Regions from separate parts of the Homo sapiens genome. Here region 1 is linked to region 2. A link is a loop called in an ENCODE intact Hi-C map of the cell type or tissue named here. Cell type or tissue: breast epithelium. All regions are shown on one strand. Links, peaks and the distances in the headings refer to the core of each region. The heading gives the core; the rest is flanking DNA. Region 1 overlaps HPCAL1 (hippocalcin like 1). Region 2 overlaps HPCAL1 (hippocalcin like 1).

Region 1 (8,324 bases), core at 23-8,022, 56 kb before region 2:
CTGCCCGACCCTGGGGCAGCAAAGGAGCCCGGGATCTGGGGGCTGCTCAGCGCCTGCAGGGCATGGGAGTGAGGCTGGGGCTGCCTCAGGGCATGAGGTCCCTCCTCTCATCTCCGTCTCTGGGGAGTCTGTGGCTGCTGACTGCTTTGGGTCTGTTTAAAAGGAAACGCAGCATCCTGCTGACCAGCACAGGCCAGGCTTTCTGCAGGATTTTGCAGACAATGTAGGAGATGGTCCCAGACTTACCCAGAGCGCTGGGGCTGATACCTGAGCTCAGCGGGGCTGGGGAAACACTCACCCAGCAAAGACGGGGTGAGGGGCATTCCAGGAGGAATCCTCAGTGTGCTGGGAGGCAAAAGGGCATGGCTGGAGAAGGGCTGGCGGGGACACAGCTGGGGAGGAGGCCAGAGTCTGGCTAAGGTGGGAGCTCCTTCCAGTCCCAGACTTCATCCTGGGGTGTTTTCAAAGTGTGTAGGTGTCAATGACTCGCAGGCCCAAACTTTTGGGGAGACCACCACCAGCAAGTAACTTGTCCCTGCTACAAACCTCTGGGCTGGTGACCTCTGCATGTACCTTCATGGGTAATGAATGGACAAATGATAGAGAACATTATGGAGCAGTGTATAGAGCAATAAAGAACAAACAGAATATGGAACAAATGGGTACATTAACAAATGCAGGGTATGGGGAGGAGAGGCAGCCAGAAGAAGGAAGAGAAAAATACCATCGAAACTTAGGAATTCAGACCAATTACTTGAATGGTAGTTCAAATTTGTAAAGTCCGAGTCAAAAAAATACCTGAAAAATTGCCTCTGAATTCTTGATCAGGTAAGGACTGGAAAGAGTGGGCGTTTGTAATGAACGGATAAGAACTCTTTGTTGGCCGGACTCGGTGGCTCACACCTGTAATCCCAGCACTTTGGGAGGGTGAGGTGGGCGGATCACCTGAAGTCAGGAGTTCAAGACCAGCCTGGCCAACATGGTAAAACCCCATCACTACTAAAAATACAAAAATTAGCCAGGCATGATGGCAGGCACCTGTAATCCAGCTACTCAGGAGGCTGAGGCAGGAGACTCATTTGAACCTGGGAGGCGGAGGTTGCAGCGAGACAAGATCACACTACTGCACTCCAGCCTGGGTGACAGAGCAAGACTCCGTCACACACACACACACACACACACACACACACACACACACACACACACACAAAAGAACTCTTTGTTATGAGGGCATCATTTTCAACTGCAGAATGGAGCTGGAGGCCTGGGTGACAGTGGCTATGTCACACACCCTGACGGCTCTCACTTTCCTCATCAGGGTCCAATATGTGTTTGGACAGTGTGGCCCCTGAGGTATGAGCTAGCTCTAAAAAACATCCTTGAGAAAAACATTTAAAAATAAAGAAAAATAAATAAATAAATAGAAAACTTCTTTGAGTCTATCCCCAGAGGAGGCTTCCAAAGCACCTGAGGAGCTGCTCACTGAGCCAGGACTGGTGTCCCTCTCCCCGGGACCTTGTTCAGCAGAACCAGCTGCCTAGCTCTTGTCTTAGTAGATGGTAAAAAGCAACATTTCTGCCAGGTCCCTGCTTGAGAAATGACTAAACTTGATCAGTTCATGAGCCCCAAAGGAACTATTTCCAAATTTTGAATTTATGTGTCCCAAATGAATGGGGTTTGGCCACATTGTAATATATCTCGGGTGGAAACCATTTGTAAGAAATACCATTGTAAATGTTAGACTGAAGAGGTGTTTGTGAGACGCGCGTCCTCCCTGGGGTTTTGCGCAGGCTGCATGGCTCTGTCTGCAGGGCAAGGTCCACCCTGTGCTGTGCTGCCCACGGCTGAGCTCAAGGTGGGAGGGCTCTCAGGTGCCTGCCTGGTGTCCACACCAGCACACCCGTCAAAAACTTTTTCTTTAATTCTTTTTTAAATTTGGAAGGGAACCTCCAGTGAATCATCACATGCATTATTTGATTCATGTTTAATATCTCTGGGAAGCAATAAAAACAATAAATCATTATTAATAAAATGGCCTCAGCCCGGCTGAAACGCTAGGCACAGAATGGTGATGTTCCAGCCGCCCTCGGTGGCCCCAGCAGCTACAGTCTGGAGTTAACTGTTGGCAAGTGACTTATCCATGATCACCCAGGCCTCTGACTCATAGAGAGTGTGTTTATAATCAGGAGTGGGGCAGCTCATAAAAGCCACTCTTTGCCATCTTTAGTCTTTAAATCACAGCACCAGAGGCCACAGATTCTGCAGGGAGAGTTGTGGCAACGCACCCACCCATACACACAAAGTGTAATCAACACGCAGTCACGGAACACCCCTTACATGCAGGCCACAATGCTAAGTGCTGGGAAGACACCGAAGTGTAAAACGCCCTCAGAGCGCTTCCAGTCTGGTCGGGAAAGCAAGACAGGAACTCCTTCTTTCCTTCTCCTACCAAGGTTCAGTTCCTGGCCGGGTGCGGTGACTCATGCCTGCAATCCCAGCACTTTGGGAGGCCGAGGCGGGCAGATTACCTGAGGTCAGGAGTTCAAGACCAGCCTGGCCAAGATGGTGAAACCCCGTCTCTACTCAAAATACAAAAATTAGCCGGGCGTGGTGGTGCGCGCCTGTAATCCCAGCTACTCAGGAGGCTGAGGCAGAGAATCGCTTGAACCCAGGAGGCGGAGCTTGCAGTGAGCTGAGATCACACCACTGCACTCCAGCCTGGGAGACACAGCGAGACTGTCTCAAAAAACAAAAACAACAACAACAGCAAAAGCTTCAGTTCCTGCTCTGAGCCTGGCGCCGGGCTTGGGTGCTGGATGGCAGAGGGAGACAGCATTCCAACATGGACCAGCAGCCTCAAGCCTCCAGCTTCCCAGCTGGGCCCCAGTTCTCTCCTGACCCTTTTCCCAAGGACAGAGAGCTGGGTTCCATTTACCCAGGGTGTGGCTAGGAATAATCCCATAACCAATTATTAGCACAGCGCCTAGAACACAGGAAGCACACAGTAATTGTTTGACGAGAGGCAGGAAGGAAGTCAAGGAGGGAGAGAGAAGGTCCGGGTGATCTAGGCGCTCCTTACAGACAACTTCCAAATCCTCTGCAGATCCGGCCTTGGAATAGTGGATCTTCGGCCACCGCGGCACTGTCTGTGCACCCTCCGAGAGCCCCATCAGACACATTCTAGCCCAGATAGTCTCTAGCCTCAGCAAAAGAGCCAGTTTCCCGGAGACCCTCTGGGGGCCTAGGAACACCCAAAAGAACAGATATTTGCTAAACATCGTCTATGATCCCAGTGATTACTTCTAAGCTAAAAATTTGCACATGGGGTCTGAGAAGTCCAAGAATATTCTAGGGGGTAACTGAGAGAAAACGTGTAATCTGGGCTGTCCCAGAAATACCAGGCCCTGTGCCTGGTGTGGTGCTGGATGCCTGGGGAAGGGGAGCAAAGATCACTGTGGACTCCACCTAGAGAGGCCGGTGACATGGGTGGGGAGGAGCCTGGCTGGCTCGGACCTGGCCTGGAGACCCGGGGCCAGCAGGCAGCAAGGTCAGGGGAGTGTCCTTGTGCAGCCTCGGCTGTGGCTGCCTGTGTGGCTGAGCAGACTAAGGGGCAGGTCAGCCGCCCTTCCTTCCACCTCTGCCTGGCATCTCCCAACCAGATGGGGAGGCTAGGCCGGTCTTGCTCATGTGGGATCTGGATGCAGCCCTTCACACAGAGCCCGACATGGAGCAGATGCTCCGGAGATGCTGACGGCTAGGATTCCCCCGCCAGGCACCTGGCGGTCCTGCAGAAGGGCCAGGACAATGTCCCCAGCCCTCCACCAATTCCAGGGCAGATGAGAATGCCAAGTTGTGCCTGCCCACAATGTGTGTATGTGTGTGCGTGTGTGTATGTGTGCATGTGGGTGTGTACGTGTGTGCAGGCACGTGTCTGCCCACAATGCTTGTCAGACAGGATCTGCCCTCCGTGGCTGAGGGCTGGAGGGGACGACCACAGGAAGTGATACTGCCAAGTCATCCCAAGTCACCCTAAATATAACCCTCAATGTACAACACAGGAGGATTGTCCCTTCCCCGCTGCCCTGCCTCATGACCAGCGTCTGCCTAGGAGGGCACTTCCAGAAAGGCCGCTCAGATGGCTCTCTGAGATGCCCGCCTGGGATCCACGGCCTGGCCAGCACTAGAGGGGAGGCAAGCCTGGGGTCCTGCTCTTCCGGCCCCAAATCTCCATGGCCCTGTTCATCTAACTTCTTCCAGAAGAATTGTTGGCTACACAAATCACTATGAGCAACAATGATCTCTTAAGCCTGGGAGGAGGCATCCTTATTTAAGGGACACAGAGGGCTGCCGTATGGTGGGGGTCTGGCTGTGCCGAGATGCTGCTCGCACCTGTCTTCCTCAGCGGTCGGGGTTGCCAGCGTCCTGCCCCTCAGGTGTGACCCACTCCGACCTGGCTGAGCCGCCTGCTCGCCCCCTCCTTGCCACGGGTGCACGTCTGCCACAGGCCCTTTGCACCAGCTGCTCCTTAGCTAGAAGCACGCCCGTCCCTGACCTCCTGCAGGCCTTTGGTCAGGTCTCATCTCAGGAAGGCCTTCCCCAAGCACTCTATCCAAAACCGACACTCATTCTTTATCCCCTTTCCAGCTTGATCCTTTCTCTCATTTCTGTTTTGTTGAGTTCACTGTCTGTCTCCCCTTGAGTGGAGCTCAAGGTCCTTGGGGCCAGGTTTACTCTGGTCTGTTCTCCATCAGAAGCCCAGAGCCTGGAAGCTTGTCTGACACAGGGTACGTGCTCCATGAACCCACCTCAAGGGAAGGAACGCATGAGTGTCTGGGGACGTGGAGAGGGAGGCTGGTAGGGGAGGCTGGGACTCGAGCCTTAGTATGCAGGTGCTGCTTCTCCACTGCCCGGGGAGCGGCCTGCTGTACATGACCAAGGGCCAGGGGCAGAGAGAAGCGGAAGGCCCTTCCAGTGCCCATCACCTGACCCACAACATCCACGGCCAATGGTGTGAATGTGCTGGAAAGTGCCTTCTGATCCCAGAGTCCCTCAACTCGTGGTGGTGGTGGTGGCGGTGGCGGTGGCGGTGGTGGTGGCGGTGGCGGTAGTGGTGGCGGTGATGGTGGCGGTGGCAGTGGCGGTGGTGGCGGCGGTGGTGGTGATGGTGATGGTGGCGGTGATGGTGGTGATGATGGTGATGGTGGTGGTGGTGGTGATGGTGATGGTGGTGGTGGTGGTGATGGTGGTGGTGGTGGTGGTGGTGGTGATGGTGGTGGTGGTGGTGGTGGTGGTGATGATGGTAGTGGTGGTGATGGTGGTGGTGGTGGTGGTGGTGGTGATGGTGGTGGTGGTGGTGGTGGTGGTGATGGTGGTGGTGGTGGTGATGGTGGTGGTGGTGGTGATGGTGGTGGTGGTGGTGGTGATGGTGGTGGTGGTGGTGGTGGTGGTGGTGGTGCAGTGATATTATTTGCTGTGCGTGCACTGAAATGCCCCAGGGGTCTGGGGATGGGAATGGACACCTCGGACCACCTCCTCTACCCTCTTCTGATCTCTTCGCCTGCTCCAGCTTCTTGACACGGGTATCAGCCTCAGCACGACCTGCCGGGCCAGGCGCCTCCCCTGTGCACCCGTGCTGACAGTGGCCTCGGGCCAGGACATTTGTATGCAGGTGACATCCAGGTAACACGGACCCAGATGTTCCCCCACTCTCTAGCTCCAGTAAGGCTGGTGGATGGAGAATGAAGGAGTGGAAGTGGCCCCTTCACATGCAGTTGTGTCTATTTTCTGCTGAGAAAAATACTTTTTTCTCAGCTAACCACACGCTAACTGGCACCCTGAGGCTGAGGCCCCAGCCTGGATGTCTCCTCCCAACCCAGCAGCTACTGTGGCAAGGAGAAAGCGGAAGGAGAAATCGCCTCCCTCAGGAAGAGGAAGGCAGGAAAACCCACCCCACCCACGGGATGCAGATCTAAGGGCGGGGCAGGGGACGGGCAGAGGGTGGGGAGCTCACTTTGCCCTGGAAACACCACGTGCGTGCGTTGGTGCCCAGCGGGAAAGCAGCCACGCCCGGGGTCTGCCCTGGGCCCTGGGCTGACCGGCTGCGGGACTCACATCTACCAGGGCCACAGATGAAACCTGCCACTGGTATCTGCCCTCCACCCCTCACACAGCCCAGAACCCCATCATGAACACTGAAATTAAGACAGTGATGCTTTAACAGGTTTTGGGTCCAAATTTTAGCCTGGCTGAGTATTCAAAGGTGGTTCCTTCTGAGTGGGAAGATGAAAATTATAAAGAGCATCTCCCGTGTCTAGGGCCAAGAAAATTCCAGACTTTTGGAAAGCGACTTTGTATGAGGACTTGGAGGACTTTAATCCTTATACAGGACCCTGCCAAACTCACCAGATGCAAGTCGGTGATGAGGGCTCTCAGGGGCTGGGCATGGCCAGATGGGGCTCTGTCCCCAAATGTCCCTCCCCCAGGTGTCCCCCCGGGAGCCTATGACAGCTGACCCTTGCTACATCCATGGCCCCAACTGATGCTCACAGTATGCAGGAGCAGGTGGGGCAGGGTGGTGAGTGACAAGAGTCACCATAATAGTCATGAGACCATGAGAGGGAGGAGGGAGAGAGAGGAGGAGCTGTGGGGCAGCCAGGTCCTGCTGGTCCAGATACCACAGGGACACTTCACTCCAGGTCTGATCTCGCATTGACCCTGAAGAGGGTGTTTTTATCAACCTTAATATGCACGAGATTGGAAGGGGCTGTGAAGAGGCACAGCCAGAATTACACACTCTCCAGCATCGCATACCTGGTTCCTTGCTTACAAACAAAACCAAACCCTCAACGCTGGAAGGGCAGCCCCACAGCATGGCTGGCAGGCTCTCCAGACCCGAGGGCAGCCCCGGGACATGGCCAGGCCTTCCTGTCTCGGGAGCTGGCAGGATGACCAGGGTCATGAGGAGCCCTCCCGAGCTCACGGAGTTAGCTCAGGCAGGGCCAGGAAGGATTCCGGATGGAAAAAGCCCCTAAGCCAGGCTAACACTGGGGGAGAGGCGACCAGTGGCCAGGCCAGGGTGGTGCATTCAAGCTGTAAGCACTTTGCCCTCCCTCAAGCCTTCCTCGCACCCAGAGCAGGCAGGGGCCTGGGGGGCTGCAGGGTGGCGGATTCAGACAGACCCTGGGCCCGGCAGCCTACGGTAACTGCTCTGAGGGGAGAGCCACATGCCCAGCTCCCAGCGCAGACAGCTTATCTGGCGTGGGTGGGGGTCCAGAGGGCTGAGTGGCCCTGACCATGCACAGGAGCCTGGGAGAAGGAAGCTTCCAGGTACAGGGGCTGCAGGGGATAGAAGACAAAGAAACCCGGACACTAAGACAGTGCCCTCCTTGCCCTCACCCACACGTCCTTCTCAAAGTTCTGGGCCCCTCATTCCCCTGACAAATCGCCAAACAGAAGCACCGAAGGTCACGCGATTTACCCAGAAAGACCTGGCCAGCTTAGGGCGAGAGCTGAGATGGCTGTGGGGCCTGGGGGGCTGTTTCTCTGCATTTCCGAGCCGCAGTTTCCTGACCTGTCTAGGGGTGCTAGCTGGGCTGCCCCCCACGCCCAGTCTTCCCTGCTCTTTCTGCTGAGCTGGGTCCAGTCCCCACACATGGGCAGGACCCCACGGCACAGCAGGAGCCACCCACTTCCATCCTCAGTCCTCACCCACCCTGAGCCAGTCGGCCTCTGGGAGTGACTTACCAGAGACCAGGCGGAGGCTGAGAGGGAGTGGGTCAGAACCTCCAGGGAGTGTTTCCGCGTCCTGACTGGGCCACTAGACCATGCCCCTGGAAGAGAAGAGCGACAGGTCACGCAGGCTGTGACGACCCGGCCCGGAGCCCATGCCCCTCCCTCTGGTTGCTTCTGTGGTGCCTGCTGGGGGATCACAGTTTTTGCAAGTGCCATGCTACATACAGAAAGCCCTGGCTCCCGGCCTCCGGCCAGCCACCATGGACAGGGGCACATGCCCAAGGCCGCTGCACCCCAGCAGGCGAGAAGCCCAGGACAACGTTGATAGAAGCCCCAAGGTAAGATGCTGGCCACCCTTCGAGTGAGGTTGCTGGTTACTACAAAACTGGCATGGAAACTAAGTGTGGCCGGGACCTCTGTGGTCCACAAACTCAGGTTCAAATCCCAACAGCATTGTCACCTGGGGCCATCACAGACGCACAGCCTCCGTCCTCACCCAGCACTCTACACTCTGCACCCAGGGCTGTTACGAGGGTTCAGTGGAATCAGGCACACCCAGGCCTGCCACCCACGACTGTGCCCTGCTCCCTTCA
Region 2 (8,324 bases), core at 123-8,122:
AAGCTACTGGGCACCGTGAGAGGCAGACATACTTTTGGAAAGCCAGGCTGCTGGACTAAATGGGTTCAACGAACATCATACCAGACAAATCTGGATTTCCCAGGAGAAGGCCAGAATCCAGAGTTTTGTTTTGTTTCTTGAGACAGAGTCTCACTCTGTCGCTCAGGCTGGAGTGCAGTGGTGGGATCAGAGCCCATTGCAGCCTCAGACTCCTGGGCTCAAGTGATCTTCCCACCTCAGCCTCCCAAGTAGCTGGGACTGTAGATGCACATCACCCTGCCTGGCTAATTTATATATATATATATTTTTTTTTTTTTGTAGAGACAGGATCTTGCTATGCTACCCAGGCTGGGCAAATACTCCTGGGCTCAAGCGATCCCCCCACCTTGGTCTCCCAAAGCACTGGGATTACAGGTGTGAACCACCACAGCTGGCCCAGAGTTTTTTCTGTTGTTGTTTTTTGTTTTTTGAGATGGAGTCTTGCTCTGTCGTGCAGGCTGGAGTGCAGTGGAGCGATCTCGGCTCACTGCAACCTCCGCCTCTTGAGTTCAAGTGATTCTCCTGCCTCAGCCTCCCGAGTAGCTGGGATTACAGGTGTGTACCACCATGCCCAGCTAATTTTTGTATTTTTAGTAGAGATGAGGTTTCACCATGTTGGCAGGCTGGTCTTGAACTCCTGATCTTAGGTGAACTGCCCACCTTGGCCTCCCAAAGTGCTGGGATTACAGGCATGAGCCACTGTGCCCGGGCTGGCCCCTAGTATTTTTAAAGAAACACAATGTCACTGCTCTGATGTGTACAAAATAAGTGATTAAGAGGTCCGTCTCACTGACCCTAAATCCCTGCCCCCTTGAACTTGATCTTGCTTTTATATCCCCACCATGCTAGGCTTACAGTAGGTATCTAATCACTGTGTTAAAGCATGAACAAATGCAAGCTTAAGAGTGACTTATGAAGATACCAATCTTTCTCCTGTAAACCAGGGCTTCTGAAATGGTCCTTCTACAGCACTCCTCCCCTCCCCCATTCCCACGCTGCATTTTCTTATGTTTGAGACACAGTTTGCTAAACCCAACCTTGTCTGAATTAATGAGGACACAGAAGTGAAGGGTTTGGGGAGCTAAACATTAAACCGATTTGGCCCATACTCCGTGCCAGGCTTCATACTGGATCCCCGTGAAACACAGGAAGCCTCAGAAAATGCCCAACCCCGCCCCGCAGACACAGTGCCATGGGAAAGGCTGCTGCTGGAGTGTTTAAACCTGTGAGGAACAGCACCAGAAAGGCCCAGACAGCCAGAGCGGGGCCTGAAGGAAAAGCAGGGTGGGTGCTGAGGACAGACACCCACAGATCAGCTCCTGGGACCCCAGGGTGGCAGGAGGCACTTCCAAAGGAGAAGTAGTGGGTGTGGCCATTTTAAACCTCTTTCCTCCTCCCCACGCCCACCTTTGCCCCACCGTGGTCCACATCTGGGGCTGGAACTTAGGCGAAGTGACCATTATCAGGCGCTGGGGGGCACATTTTATACCATCAGGAAATTCCTGTGAGCCAAGTCAGTCCCAGCACATGGGCCTTCCCTGAAGGCCCTGCTCCCCATGAGACTCTGAGACAGGGCTCTGCCTGGTGTGGATGACAGGCTCAGAAAAGGGTGGGCCGGGGGCTGGGTGACCAAGCCAACGACGGAAGGAGCAAGTTGTTCTAAAGAACAGGCGCCCACCGTATGGGTCACGGATGCCAGGGAGGCAGACACTCCCTCTCACTGAGGCCGGCCTGTGTGTCAGGCTGAACTCCAGCACCTGCGGGGGGCGGGGGCGGTGCGGGGCTCTCTAGAGACTTCTGAAAGTGAATCCCAGTAATGTCAAACTCATCTATGAGCACTCTGCTCCTCTGAGGATGAAAACAGTTCGCACCACTCTGCAAACAAATATAAATCCCTTAGAAACTAATCTGGGTGGGTGGGTGGGGTGGTGGGGATGACAAGAGGAACAAATGTTTAAAATCTAACATCCTCCAGGGTGGTCCTGACCCCAGTTAGAAGGAGAGAGAAGGAAGAGGGTGGGGGGAGGGAGCCAGGGCCTGTCTGTGCTGGGGAGGGAGCAGTGGAGGAGCACAAAGACATGGAGAAGGAAGGGGAGGAAGGGGAGAGAAGTGAGAAGCTCTCACAGTCTCGTTTTTGTACTATCATGGTGAAAACACAGTACACTTCATTCTGTTTGATGATGCCAACGCCTGCTACTGGAAAACACTCTCCTTGCACATCATATCCATAAATAAATGCCAGTCCCGGGTCTGTGGGTCTCAGCCTGGTAGACCGGTTATGTCAACTGGACAGTGCTTTTAATGGACCATTTATAGCCTGACTGGCTCACAACAAAAATGCCTGCACGGAGACCTAGAGGGTTAAACATCTCTTTAAGACAGAACTGCCTCCCAATTGAAAGAGGAAAAAAGCCACAGAGGGGACTGGGGCCAGGCAGACAAAGTTAACATTTGAGGATGAGGGAGCACCTCCCCCAAGACTCCACAGCCAAGCCCTGAATGAGGCACGTGGGCTGTGATGGGGTCAGTCCCATTCCATCCCCTCCCAATTCTGGCATGAGGGCTTCTCCCACCATATCCCCAGAGCCTCGAGACAGAATACCAGGAGGCTCCCCATGGCCCCCACAACATCAGCAGTCACTGCTGCTCCCCAACTTTCTCCCCGTCACCCCCCCTCAAAGAAGGACATGAGTGCAGCTGTGCTAGTGTCCTACTGGGAGGCCACCAGCCCCTGATGGACCAAGGGGGGTCTGAGGACCCCAAGGCATTGCACATAAGTGTTTGCATGCATACACACACACACACAGCCTGGCTCTCTCACACATACACAGACACACACACCCCCAGGGCACACACTCAGACACACCCACACACTCACACTTCCACTTATTCCCACAATTGTTCTTCCTGGTTTGGATCAACAGACCATCTGTGTGCTTGTGTGACTTAGGAAATCTTCCAAAATACGGCAAAAGTTCGCAGTCCTTGCCCCTTTTGTGGTGGGGGAGGGGCGTCATAAATAGTTTTCTAGTTTCTTTATATTTTCTATTTTACAGTGAACATGCATGTATCACTTTTATATTCAGAAAAAGTTAAAACACAAAATTTTTAAAAGTTTTTCTGGATGGGTGCAGTGGCTTATGCCTATAATCCTAGCACTTTGGGAGGCTGAAGTGAGAGGATCGCTTAAGCCCAAGAGTTCGAGACCAGCCCAGGCAGCATAGCAAGACCCTGTCTCTACAAAAAATACAAAAATTAGCTGGGTGTGGTGGCTCACACCTGTAGTCCCAGCTTCTTGGGAGGCTGAGGTGGGAGAATCGCTTGGGCCTGGGAAGTCAAGGTTGCAGTAGGCCAAGATTGTGCCACCACTCCAGCCTGGGTGACAGCAAGACCCTGTCTCAAAAAAAAAAAAAAGTTTTTCTAGGACAAATAATAAATAGTACCACAGTAGGTCACATTCATCTCATCTTGACCCACACAACAGCACTGTGAAGTAGTGCTTCCATTTTACAAATGAAGAAACCCAGGATAAGGGAACTTGAAAGCCGCCCAAGGTCACCCAGCTAGCAAGTGGCAAAAACGCAGAGTACAGTATTATCACTCCTGGGAAAAAGGTTCCTCTAGTCTGTCCCAAAGACGGAGAGAGAGACACACACAGAGAGACAGAAAGAAAGAGACAGACAGACAGGCAGGCACAGAGATAGAGAGATTGAAACAGAGAGAGCAAGACAGACAGAAACAGAGACAGACACATACAGAGACAGAGACAGACACACAGAGAGAGGCAGAAAGAGACTGCAAGACAGGCACAGAGAGAGACAGAAAGAGAGAGAGAGAGAAACAGACACATAGAGAGAGGCAGAAAGAGACTGAAAGGCACAGAGAGAGAGACACACAGAAAAAGAGAGAGAGATGGACACATAGAGAGAGGCAGAAAGAGACTGAAAGGCACAGAGAGAGAGACACACAGAGAGAAAGAGAAACGGACACATAGAGAGAGGCAGAAAGAGACTGAAAGGCACAGAGAGAGACACACACAGAAAGAGAGAGACAGAGACAGACACAGAGAGAGAAGCAGAAAGAGACAGAAAGTCAGGCACAGAGAGAGACACACACAGAAAGAGGGAGAGAGAAACAGACACATAGAGACAGACAGACAGACACAGAGAAAGAGACAGAGACAGAGCAAGTCCTGGGAGGAAGGGAAGGGGGAGCAGAGTACTGTGGAGTGTGGGACGCCCGTCTTACTCATTTGATTATAAAATATTTCTGAGCTGCCAGATGGTATAATAGTGGCTGCAGATGCCCCGATAGCTTTTCTTCATTTCTTTGCACAGGGCTCCATTTCAGGGCCTGAAGAGTGATATCTAAGAAGCTATTCTGGAGTTCCATAAAGACAATCACTATACAACTATGGAATCGCCGCTTGGTGCATGCGCTTAACAGATGTGCACTGGTTCTGGCTTCCTGGATAAACGGGCCTTATGCTAATCGTGAGGCACCTAGCGGCACTTCGGGGCCCCCCTTGCTGGCACATGGCCTGCTCAGGCAGGGATGGGATCTGGGCTTGTTACGTAATTAATCCTTGGCTCAGGGCTGCTGCACACCCCACACAGACGCTGGTCGAAGTGATGCCTATGGGGAAAGCAAGCATCAAAGACCACGTCCCCAGGGTCCTCTGAGCCAGGAGCGGCCGAGACTTCGAGATCAAAGCTGTAGGGTTAATGAGTTCACTGCAGTCCTCAACCGTCTGCTTGTTTTGTTCTGGCTTTTTCGTGTTGTGTTTTGTTTAGTTTTTAATAAGGGAGTCTTCATCCCTGCTCCTTCGACAGCTCAGTAACCCAGTTAGAAAGCAACAGCTCTGTGCAGGATGCACCACACAGCCGCCGGTACTCCTGCCGGGTCTGAAGCCAGCGTTCTCTATATCCCAAGAGGTGCAGCCTCCCAGGAGGCATGGAGGCCCAAGCCTCACTCCAGAACTGCTTGCTTGGGAAGCGCACAGCCATGGGCCATGTGTTCATCCCTGAGGCCTGCCCCCTCTTCTCTTTCTGCCCTCATCTCTCCTCTCTCCCCTCAGCCCTGAGCCACGCCCAGCACAAGAGAACAGCAGAAAGACTTTCTATGCCATCTGCCACTGATCTAAAAGTCCCTTCGCAAGGATGAGTTTTGTTTCTGCTCTTAAAATTTAGCCTGGTTTCAGCCTGATCTCTTGGACTTGGCATTGGCCACGGTCAATCCAGTGTCTGCAGTCAAAGCAGTGGCAGCTTGCAAACCCATATAGTGGAGGTCCCACCTAAAGCCATGCCCACCCTAAAAATCCTCCAGACTTCAAGAAACCTCCAAGTTCAGAAGCAAAAGAAAGGAAGACCCAGGGAACAGCAGGAATCACTTGCATGGAAGTCTGTGGACAAACTAGGCTGGCTCACCTGCCTGCCTATGCAAACACCCACCTCCCACCCGGGAGTCCTGGAGGGAGATATGGTGCTATCAGTCCTTCACATGCTAGTGAGAATTAGCATCATCTTGCTCCTAGAAGAGAGTCATTACTCCGAGGATTGAGATCAGCCTTCTCAGCAGAGTGGCAGGGGAAGAGGAGATAAGTAATTTGAATGTGGTGTGTTTTATGGGGACGGGGCAGGCCTCCATGGTGTGCTAGAGGTCCAGGGTCCCAGGAGAGGGGTGATGGGGCTATTTACCAACTACCATGGAAGTTATTTTAATATTGTGACAGTGCACGGCTTGCCAGTGCATACCCACTGCACATCAGAGCTGCGGGCCCACTTGGAAACACACAGGGCCTGGAGCTGGGGAAGGACCCCTACTCTACACACACATCCAGAGGCACATTGAGTTTAAAACTTGCAACAGCTGGCAGGGCACTGATATCCCACACAGAAGACAGAAGCTTCAAACCAGCACTGGCCATCTCCAAAGCCAGGCCCCAGGGAGCAACATCCTGTCCAAAAAGGGGCCGGGGGAAGGCAGCGGGGAGAGGTACCAACTGCCACCCACAGGCCATAGCCTTGGTCTTCAGCCATGAGATGGACAGAAGAAGAGAATCCTCAGAGGCCGGCCAGAGCATCCTGCGTAGCTACTGGAGGGCAGCTGGCCCAACCGGGAACAGATTGTGCCTCTCTTTGCCCAGGAGTCCGGCTGGGTGACAAAACAAAACTCAACGAGAAAGAATGAGAGTCATGAGAGGGAGCTCAGAGCACAGTGCAAACACACGGGGTTCCTCCAGCCAGCACCTCTGCACATGCTGTTCCCTAGGCCTGGAATGCTTTCACCTCAATTTCCTCCCCTGCCAAAAGTCTGGCATCCTGCAAAGTCCAGCACAAGCCCCGCTCCCTGGGAGTCCCCTCCCACCCTCCCCCAGGCTGGGCTGATCAGTCCTCCTTGGAGCTACGTTGTTTCTGCACGCCTCCCTTTCAGGCTGCGCGCTGGAGGCACGGACTGCACATGTGGCTATATCCCAGGACCCAGACTGACTGGCCTCGCACAGAAGCAGGGCTGTGGCATTCCAGGGACACTTCCACAAAGAATGCAGTGTGCCCCTGGAGGCGGGCGAGGCAGGGTCCCCACCTCGGCCTGTTGCTTATTCAACAGGTTAATGATAACCACTCAGCAAGGAAAAATCTGTCTTAAATCCCACAAACGCTCCATCTAAATGAAACGGGGAGCAAAGCTTTATTATTATTATTATTATTTTTACAGACAAGGTCCACTCTGTCACCAGGCTGGAGCACAGCGGCACAATCAGAGCTCACTGTAGCCTCAACCTCCTGGGCTCAAGTCATCCTTCCAACTTAGCCTCCCAAGTAGCTGGGACTACAGGAGCACACCACCACCACATCTGGCTAATTTAAAAAAAAAAAAAAAACTTTATCTAGAGACAGAGTCTCACTATGTTGCCCAGGCTGGCCTCAAAGCAATCCTCAAGTGATCCTCCCACTTTAGCCTCCTAAAGTGCTGGGATTACACGTGTGAGCCAGCACGCCCAGCCCAGAGAAACTTTGAAATAAAGGACTTCTTCAACCCCAAACTTGTAGATCTTTTCAAAACATTTGAATTTTTCCCGTGGTAATCAGGAAGGTATTGCTTTTAAGACAGTCACATCTCTTGGGAAGCGTTGGACCCAGCCAATGCCCACTCTCCTGCCCCCTTCCACCCTCTCTCGGGCAGCCTTGCAACATAACCTAGGCAGGAGGGAATCCCTCCCCACTTTAGAAAGGCCCACGGCTCGTGTTTAGGTTTCTGAAGTCCTTCAGCAGCTTTCTTGTGTTGAGGGGAGAGTTTCTGCTTAAAGACCCCCGTCTCTTCCCCCAAAGCCCCCACCCATTGGTCATTCCTGAGCCTACTATAAAGAAGGCCCTCAGTACCTCCATGCATACATTTGTGCCACAATTTGTTGTTGTTGTTGTTGCTTTTAAGATAAGGTCTTGCTCTGTTGCCCAGGCTGGAGTGCAGTGGCGCAATCATGACTCACTGCAGCCTCGACTTCCTGGGCTCAGGTGATCCTCCCGCTTCAGTCTCCCGAGTACAGGCATGCACCACCGTGTCTGGCTAATTTTTGTATTTTTTTGTAGAGATGGGGTTTCACCGTGTTGCCCAGGATGGTTTTGTACTCCTGGGCTCAAATGATCCGCCCACCTCAGCCTCCCAAAGTGCTAGGATTACAGGCACCCCAGCACCCCAGCACTGCACCCCAGCCCACAGTTTCTATCATAAATCTAGACCCTTGAGTAGTCAACCTAGGCTTTAAGAAAAATCGCGAAGGACAGCCAATTTAAAGCATAACTCCACAGAAAACCTGCCTCCAGACACATGAAGGGAGGTTAGTTCAGTGGCCATCACATGTAATTTATTCTGATTTTATTACATATCCAATATAGTATCTAGAATTTATAATGATATTCTATGAGGAAGGGAAAAAAGTGAAATAATTTAACCCAGAGAAGAGGAGTTTGAGAGTTAATTTCATGAACTCGGCATGAAGCATGATTATAAGAGTGCTGTCTTACCCGGAGGGCAGTAACAGGACAGGGATTCAGGAACAGGGGAGGACAGGCCCCAGGCGTGGGCTGGCTGGAAGGGCAGGGATATGGGGGAACTGCGGGGCCCTGCAGCCTGGAGACTTTCTTCTCCAACAGTGCTTAGGGATAAGACTCAGTCTGAAAGGAAGCCCTGATGTCTGAAGTGAGAGTTTGAAAGCAAAGCTTTGAGAGCAGCAAGCTTGGGGTTGCGTCCCAGCTCTGCCGCTTACAGACTGCGTGGCCCTGGAAAGT

The links. Peaks named below come from ENCODE experiments on the same cell type or tissue, not always from the same donor. Only the 100,000 strongest peaks of a DNase experiment are listed, where the experiment ranks them.
Region 1: a loop joins it to region 2, with 11 times the contacts of the local background. A loop is called at or near these places in 28 of 110 quality-filtered maps.

What each region holds. Positions count from the first base shown.
Region 1 is chr2:10,396,340-10,404,663 of GRCh38, reverse strand. It overlaps HPCAL1 (hippocalcin like 1), which reads right to left. Exons shown (of 5, transcript NM_002149.4): 2 at 7,744-7,829. Among named protein-coding and RNA genes, the nearest start is that of SNORA80B, 46 kb to the left of the region's middle. In breast epithelium, for the core only: no CTCF peak of the experiment used is centred there; DNase peaks (open chromatin) are centred at 3,543, 3,963 and 5,985; H3K27ac peaks cover 4,587 bases.
Region 2 is chr2:10,340,594-10,348,917 of GRCh38, reverse strand. All of the region lies in intron 1 of HPCAL1 (hippocalcin like 1), which reads right to left. Among named protein-coding and RNA genes, the nearest start is that of HPCAL1, 42 kb to the right of the region's middle. RefSeq lists an enhancer at 4,273-4,773. In breast epithelium, for the core only: no CTCF peak of the experiment used is centred there; no DNase peak of the experiment used is centred there; H3K27ac peaks cover 223 bases.